3 separate regions of the Homo sapiens genome follow, and regions 1 and 3 are each linked to region 2. Evidence: chromatin contacts called from ENCODE Hi-C or POLR2A ChIA-PET data. All regions are on one chromosome and are shown on one strand. The core of a region is the stretch at or near the end of the contact, and the rest is flanking DNA. Distances in the headings are between cores, read along the strand shown.

The links. Hi-C counts contacts between places; a loop is a spot of excess contacts on that map. ChIA-PET counts read pairs that join two places held with the same protein, here RNA polymerase II (POLR2A). Pooled maps may share reads with other maps.
Region 1: a map with no recorded cell type shows a loop between it and region 2 (4-fold over the local background). The contact joins the enhancer-like site here to the promoter of GCNT2 in region 2. A Hi-C loop is called at or near these places in 4 of 37 single-sample maps with no recorded cell type and 4 of 50 pooled maps.
Region 3: a map with no recorded cell type shows a loop between it and region 2 (4-fold over the local background). The contact joins the enhancer-like site here to the promoter of GCNT2 in region 2. A Hi-C loop is called at or near these places in 2 of 37 single-sample maps with no recorded cell type and 2 of 50 pooled maps. POLR2A ChIA-PET finds 5 or more read pairs at or near these places in 1 of 52 experiments (GM10248).

The regions. Positions count from the first base shown.
Region 1 is chr6:12,362,762-12,365,461 of GRCh38, forward strand. No RefSeq gene overlaps it. Among named protein-coding and RNA genes, the nearest start is that of EDN1, 74 kb to the left of the region's middle. RefSeq lists an enhancer at 855-1,174. Within about 2 kb of position 1,295, at least 10 of the 41 ENCODE cell types and tissues checked have a DNase peak (open chromatin) inside an H3K27ac peak, as active enhancers do.
Region 2 is chr6:10,520,069-10,522,768 of GRCh38, forward strand. It overlaps GCNT2 (glucosaminyl (N-acetyl) transferase 2 (I blood group)), which reads left to right and starts at 1,283. Exons shown (of 5, transcript NM_145649.5): 1 at 1,283-1,349. LOC101928146 (a long non-coding RNA gene) reads right to left here and starts at 1,338. Exons shown (of 3, transcript XR_001743961.2): 1 at 1,280-1,338. RefSeq lists an enhancer at 1,570-1,629.
Region 3 is chr6:12,112,285-12,114,984 of GRCh38, forward strand. The region is part of intron 3 of HIVEP1 (HIVEP zinc finger 1); the gene reads left to right. Among named protein-coding and RNA genes, the nearest start is that of HIVEP1, 100 kb to the left of the region's middle. RefSeq lists an enhancer at 2,046-2,095. Within about 2 kb of position 1,312, at least 3 of the 41 ENCODE cell types and tissues checked have a DNase peak (open chromatin) inside an H3K27ac peak, as active enhancers do.

The sequences.
Region 1 (2,700 bases), core at 45-2,544, 1.8 Mb after region 2:
CTTATTCCAATGTGGCCCAGGGAAGCCAAAAGATTGGATACTCTTGATACAGAGTGTGAGAGAAAGAGGGGCAAGGGTGGCTGAGTTTGCAGTTCTGTGCACCTGGAGCAATGAGTTGCTCTTTACTTGCATGACAAGAACGAACAGAGGCAGCTATAGCCAGGAAGTACAGGAGAACAGAAGTGGATATGTTAGGCTGAGATTCTTAGTAGCTACCCAAATAGGGATGTTGAGTAGGCAGTTGGATACTTAAGTTCTGATATAGACTAGAAGTCCAGGCCGTAGATGTAAATTTGGGATTATTCTGCATACATATATATGTCATTAGCTAGAACTTTGTCATGTAGTCAGGCCATCTACAGCTGCAAAGAAGGCAGAAAAGGAGAATATGTACCATCTCCAACTTCCATCGAGAAAGGCAGCAGACAGAAAAGGATGGGAAGGTCTGCTGGGTCATTCAACCAACAATGTCTGTATTACCTAACTTCTCAGCTCTTCCTGTACAAAATAAGAATAATAAAGTCTACTTTATATGATTATGGTCAAAATTACATGAGATAAGCTATAGAAACAGGCCAGGAGCCATGGCTCACGCCTATAATCCCAACACGTTGGGAGGCCGAGATAGGCAGATCACCTAAGGTTAAGAGTTCGAGACCAACCTGACCAACATGGTGAAACCCTGTTGCTACTAAAAATACAAAATTAGCGGGGCGTGGTGGCACATGCCTGTAATCCCAGCTACTCTGGAGGCTGAGGCAGGAGAATTGCTTGAACCCAGGAGGTAGAGGTTGCAGTGAATGGAGATCACACCATTGCACTCCAGCCTGGGCAACAAGAGTGAAACTCCATCTCAAAAAAAAAAAAAAAAAAAAAAAAATAGGAAAGAAACATAGCTCCTGTTATAATAGGACCTTTAAATATAGAAGTTCCCCTTTCTTTCCTTTCTGTGACCTGAGATGTCATGGAAAGTCCTTCATTAGCTCACCCCATATATTTATTTTTGGACTTCCTCATTGAACAAAATGATGACACTGCTATTTTTATAATCACTACTGCCGCAAAAAACAGGAACTTTTTCTTGTCCCCCAAAACCACAGATTTTCCAGAGCCTCACTGGTCAAGCTGGGCTCTTGCTTCTCAGTCCCACTTTCTTCTTATCTCAGGGGTTCTGTTTTTAATTTGACATTTCAGTTTCTGTGCATAACCATGGTAGAAGGATTTCCAGATTCTTGGTAATCATTAACCAACTCAAGACAGGCATAGCCCTGCCCTGCCTCCCCCTCAGCTGAGGCCTTGCTGGAGAATGTCTGGGAAGGGCATTCACAGAGCACGGAGACGTCCAAAGCCGCATGGAGGGTGCCTGGTGAAAGGCCAAGTGGGGGCCGAGTGTGGCCATGCCATGGGACAAGGTTGAAGAGAGCCTAATGGCATCTGAGGAAAAAGAACTCTAAGGAAGCTATTCTTGGGGAAACGGAACATTCACCCCCAAATCTGGCCAAGCACTGTGCAGTAGACTTCTTAGGCTCCTTCTCAGCCTTATCGTTGACTCGATATTTACTTTACCCTCCCTTCCCCCTGTGCAGGGAGAAGGCCGAGACGTTTATGCCTATAGAGCGGGCCATAAAATCTTGACTCTTAGATAATATCATTTTATCATTCTTTGTAGTAGGAAAACAATAAATATTTTAAAATATGTTTGTCTGTGTTTTCAGACTTAGTGGCCAACCTGTGTGTGTGTGTGTGTGTGTGTGTGTCTGTGTGTGTGTGTGTGTGAGAGAGAGACAGAGAGAGAGAGAAAGAGAGAGAGAGAAAGAGAGAAAGAGAGAGAGAGTCTGCTAGGCCTGCCATAACAAAATACCAGACTGGGTGTCCTATATAACAGAAATTTATCTTATAGTTCTGGAGGCTGGAAGTTCAAGATCAAGGTGTTGGCAGGTTTGGTTTTTCCTGGGGCCTCTCTCCTTGGCTTGTAGATGCCGTCTTCTCCTGTGTCCTCACAGGGTCTTCCCTCTGTGTGTGTCTGTGTCTTACATCTCTTGTTCTTATAAGGAGATCAATTGTTGTGGATTTGGACCCACACATATGGCCTCATTTTACCTTAATTACCTCTTTACAGATTCTTTCTCCAAATACAGTCACATTCTGAGGTACTGAGCATTAGAACTTCAATATATGAATTTTAGAGGGACACAGTTTAGCCCACAACAGTGTGTGTGTGTGTGTGTGTGTATGTAACAGTGTATATACACACACATATACATACACGTAACATATATACAGACATATATAGTCACACACATATGCAGACACACACACACTGTTATGTGTGTGTATATATACAGTTATATACAGTATGTAAAAACCCATACTATATATAAAATATATATTATGTAGATTTTTATGTATACTTCTTATTACACACACATCCACACAATTCTGAGATACTGTCCAATTGTGCTTGAAACTTCCTCCTGTCTGCCTTGGGTAGCTTTCCCCATAAAGTAGACCTCACATTTCTCTGCTCTTCCGGACACTTGTTGTCTGCATTAGTTAATCTTTGCAAATTTCTCTGCAGGGCAGGCTCCCTTAACCTTCTAACCTCACCATGACTGTTAAGTAGGAACGGAATGGAGGCACTCTGCTCCGGGGAAACTTCACCAGTGGAGCCTGTAGGTGGAATCTCAAAGCAAAAATGCC
Region 2 (2,700 bases), core at 33-2,532:
CAAGATCATCCTGGTCAACATGGTGAAACCCTTTCTGTACTAAAAATACAAAAATTACCCGGGCATAGTGGTGGATGCCTGTAGTCCCAGCTACTCAGGAGGCTGAGGCAGGAGAATTGCTTGAACCTGGGAGGCAGAGGGTGCAGTGAGCTGAGATTGTGACACTGCACTGGGTGACAGAGCAAGGCTCTGTCACAAAAAAAAAAAAAAAAAAAAAAAGTTGATTTGCTATTTCTTCAGTTTATCCTGGCTTTATGACTGGAAAAAAATTTTTTTTAACTCAGTTGGATTTTTTCTTTTTTTTTTTTTTTTTTTAAGTTGATGTCTCACTATGTTGCCCAGGCTGGTCTCAGAATTCCTGGGCTCAAACAACCCTCCCGCCTCAGCCTCCCTAGTAGCTGAAACTGCAGGTGCACACCACCATACCCTGCTTTATCCCCACTGAATTTTATAAGCTGCTTCTGACTGCAAAGTGTTTGGCAGAAGAGAGGGATATGGCTAAATGCACGGTATGACTAGCTTGTTTCCTGGGACAGGAATCAGTTCATTCCTGAAAGGGTATGTAAAGAGCCCGTTTGCCTGGCCTAGGAAAAGCCAGAGGTTCAGAGAGAGGAAGTGACTTGCTCAAGATATACAGCTTGCATTAGAGAGGAGAGAACTTGCCTTCTGAAAATGCCCAGGGCATTTTCTACTAAATTCTGCTGCCACCTTAGGATTCCCCTTCCCCAGTGTGGGTAGCATTTGAGCAGAACACATATCTAAATCTGTTAGAGGTTACCCTGGGGCAGAGACTATAAGATTTCCTACCAATAACTAAACATAAGAGTGGAACCTTAAACACGAGGGGTCTGTGAGGGAATCCAAAACTTCCCCTCTTGAAAAAGCAGCCTCTAAGGGGGCAAAATGGAGGGTAGTCTTAGGAAAACACCCAAATAATTATCCTGAGGTCTATCTTGGAGTGTCCTCATGAAAAACCCAGTTACACCCAGGGCAGTTACCTTTCTGAGCGGTTTCTTATAACATTCCTGGAGTGGAAAGTGATCAACTCAAAGCCCTCCAGGACTCTAGAGGCAGGGGATGAGCTGGTGTCAGGTAGCACCTGGTATCCAGCAGCTTAAAAAATCCAGACTCTAGGCAGGCTCTCTGTAGACGTGTGTTCTCCTGTCTCAGACTCTTAGGGCAGGCCTTGGGGGTGGGACTGAAAGCAAACAGACCTTCCCACTTTCACATTCCAGCCTCTGTTATTCCACTTAAAACGCTAGGGTTAAACTGCGTTTACCTTAAACAGGCTTACTGTGTTCACTGCTGGACGCCTCTGGGCAATCTTACCCTCCTGGGAACTGAGAGAGGTAGGTGGAGGTCAGCGTGCTGGGAAACTGGTGGAGGGAGGAAACTGCGGGGAGCTGGTCTTCTCGTGTTACCTCTGTTAAATCGCTGACAGCAGTTTAAGGTCCAATAGGCTGGTACTCAAATGGGCTGCGTGGATGTTTTATATTTCCAGAACCTAGCACAGTGCCGGGCATAAAGTAAGTACACCAAAAAATGTTGAATGAGTCATTTGGTCATGAGATTTCTGTTTTCAAAGGTTTTTTTTTTTTCAAAGAATAGCATGTTTGTATGTTGTTTCATTACATGATGGGCCTACTGGGCACGAGGGTTTTCCATCTGTCTCTAAATCATTAGTATCCTTCTGTATCTCAGTTACAACTTTTAACTTTGTAGGAAAGAACAACGTTCACTTCAGACTTAATGGTTTATGTTTCTCAGTTCCTTCAGGCAAGGGAAAATGTTTCCAGAATTTGATAAGGTACTTGGTACTGTCTGGCATTTAAATTTTTTTTTTTTTTTCCAGACATAGTCTCACTCTGTCACCCAGGCGAGAGTACGGTGGTGCGATCTCAGCTTACTGCAACCCCCACCTCCTGGGTCCTGCCTCAGCCTCCTGAGTAGCTGGGACTACAGGCATGCACAACCAAGCCCGGCTAATTTTTGTATCTTTAGTAGAGATGGGGTTTCATCATGTTGGCCAGGCTGGTCTCAAACTCCTGACTCCATGTGATCCACCTGCCTCAGCCTCCTGAAGTGCTGGGATTACAGGCGTGAGCCACCGTCCACAGCCTGAAATGTATTTTATTTAATTAGTTGCTGTGAGGTATGAACATTCCTGTGAGGTATGAACCTCATTTGATAATAGGTAAAATTGAAAATGAAGCTCTGGGCCATGTAGAAAAGTAGTAGATCCATATTGCCATTCTATGAAAACCCATCTTCTGATATTAAAGACAGGTCTACTAAGTAAATTCAGGTTTTGCCAAACTCAAAGCTACTTTTCTGTTTTCCTTATTTTTAAATGTAGGCCTTTGAGAGTCGTCACTTGTAAATAGTCTTTCTGCACCTGGTAGTAGATTGGCCAAATAGAGGGTAGTTACCTGTAGGCTGTGGTTTTCCAGAAGAAATAGGGAGACTGTAATCCCAGGCCCTGGGGACCCTACAGCGTAAAGGATCTGTTTCTTTGCACTCTGTTCTGATTGAACAGCATATTGCAATTATCGGAAGAAGGGAGGCTATATTCTTTCATGTAATTATTCTTAGTGATCAGAAGCTTGAGGTCTCCCTTGTGGAAGTATTCTACCTATGGCAGTAATTTTTGGTTCCTGTAACTTCAAAATCCTATCAAGGACTTTCTGAGCGATAGAGGTC
Region 3 (2,700 bases), core at 62-2,561, 1.6 Mb after region 2:
ATGTTTTTCTACCCTCTGGCTGCTTTCAGGATTTTCTCTTTATCTTTGGTTTTCAGCAGTTTGAATATATTGTCTAAATTCTTTTTCTCCCTTTTCTTCTTTTTCTCAGTATTTTTTTTATTCTTTATGCTTATTCTTTCGTATCATATTCTTAATCATCCTAGTTATGGGTTATTTAGGCTTTTTGGATGTATGGTTTGTTGTTTTCATTATTTGGGGAAAATTCTTGGCCATTATTTTTTTCATGTATTTCTACTACCCTGTTTATTCTTCCTTTTCCTGCCGGTTCCTTGTGCTTATGGCGGGGACTGGGACTCTGGGGGCTTTTCTCAGTGCTAGTGCCCCTGCTCAGCTTGCAGCCTCCTGCGCCATAGGCTGGGGGAGTCCCTGCCCACCTCCTCACCGCCCCCCTAGCAGTGGGCTGCTGCTGCTTCCCCCACAGGGCTGGGCTTCTGGATGGGGTGGGGAGGGGAGGGTTGCTCCATCTCCTGGTCCAGCCTCAGTCTTGGCGGTCCCTGTGTTTCCAGCCCCTCCCCCATGGCAAGGGACTGAAATTTTATTGGTGTGGGATTTTGGTCTCAGGACAGTTTCCTGCCTCCCCTGGGGTAGAGGGTGTCCTCCTCTGTTCTTCTCCCGGCTGCAGGGTGTTTCTGTCTGTCCCTGTGGTGACATCTGCTGCCCTTTCCCTATCAGCTTAAAGCCCAAGGCTTTGCTCAGGGGGAGGAAGCTCTCAGGGAGAGTTGGCTTCATGCCTGTCCACTCTGCTTACACGCTTGGGGCACTTCTCTGGCCTCGTCCTGCCCCTCATGTGAGCACCTGGTGCGGGCCCATGTTAAAGAGCCTGTAAGTGAGTGTGGACTCCCTCAGCCCATCCTAATTCAAAGGCAGAAGATACACATGTAAACAGGCAAACAGGGCATTCTAGATTATGACTGTAAAGAAGGGTGGGGTGGGCAGGACAGGGACACCGACCTTAGGTAGAGTGGAGGAACAGCCCAGAGGTAACACTGGTGCGGTGAGTTGAAGGTTGAAAATGACCCTGTCATCTTGAGAGTTGGGTGTAGGGAGGGCTTTTCATGCTGAGGAGATGGCAAGTACAAATCCCAGGGGCAGCAACGAGATGGGGCAGTTCGAGGAGGAGAAAGTTTACCGCAGGCTGAAGCGGAGTGAGTCAGGGGAAATGGTGTAGAGGGAGGTTGGAGAGTTGTGAGTCAGATGTCCCTGCAGTCTTTTGGCCATGTTAAGATGCTTGAATTACATTGCATGAGGAATGGGAAGAACTTGGTGATGATCTGAATGTAGCTTCCTTTTGCTTGCTAAGTGAATTCCAGTCTCTTCTGCTTTGTGTTCAAGGCCTAGAGTAACCTGGTTGTAGAATACCTTTTCCATCCTATCTCCCACTCTACTAATAGATGAACAGCAAGGTTGGCTTCCTGCTCTTAGGTGAGTCTTATGCATTTTCCTGCTCACCTTGTCATGCTGTTCCCTAACTGGAAAGGACTTGTCCCTCTCTGCCTGTCTCTGTAGGCTTTAGTCAGATGTGCTGCTGCCACGAAACTTCTCCCAGGCATTTCCTTACCTCCATCTTCACCAGTTGTTCCCACATCTATGTGGTAGCTTCTTGAGTATACCTGTTTATCACACATTATTTGTTTAATTTGTTTAATTAATTTTTAAATTTGTTTTATTTAATTAATTTTTCTGTCTTGTATCTTTATTCTGGTTCTCTCTGCCAACTTTCACTACCTGTTTATAAACACACTCAACCCTCCCATATCCTAAAGAAGACTTCCCTTGCCCTCCTTTCCCCTGACTCTGACGTCTTGTCTTTCTCTTTTACTTTACAGCCATATCCCCAGGAGAGCGCCTGTATTTGCGGGCCCTGCGCGTCCTCATGCCCTCCTTCACTCCTTACTGGTATATGATAGGGTTTTTACCTCCAGAACCCCGCTGACACTGCTTTCAGAGATAATGATGTCTTCCTAGTCCCAGTGACCACCAAGCCCAGGGACCTCTTGTTAATTTTCATCTGTGTATCTGAATGTGATATTCAACACTATTGGCCACATCTTCCTTTTTAAAAGTTTCTAAACCCCCACTTCCTGGCTGTTCCACTATCACATGTTTTGTCTCATCTTTCTGATTTCCCCTTGTTTCTTTTTGTTTCTAGCTCACCCCTAAGTGTAGGGATTACCCATCCTTCTCATGTCAGACCTCCCCTCTCCACAGCATATTCTCTTTGGCTTATCATTTATGTCCTTTTACAAAAACAGCTCTCACCGCATATTCCCAGATCTGTGCCTCTAGCCCAGACCTCTCTCTAGAGGGAAAAAAAAAGAATGTGCACGTACACTTAATGTATCATAATTTTCATATTGCTGTGTAATCTTTGTAATTATTTTAAATGGATGTATAATGTTATGTTAAGTGGCTGTGCCATAATTAGCCTAACCATTTCCTATTGAAAATTTCTTGTCCTGAATTTCCAGCTACAGTTTACAATTCTGTGCATGTATATTGAGTTTGAGATTGATGCCTGAGTTCAGGGTAGCATTTTAACTCTTGCACAAACTACTGAAAAAAGCCTTCTGAATGGCCTCCTGGTCTGATCTCTTGACCTTCTGGCCGAGCATGATCTCAATTGTTAGAAAACAGGTACTACTTATGTTCCTAAGGCCCAAAAGAGATCTGAAGTTTTTC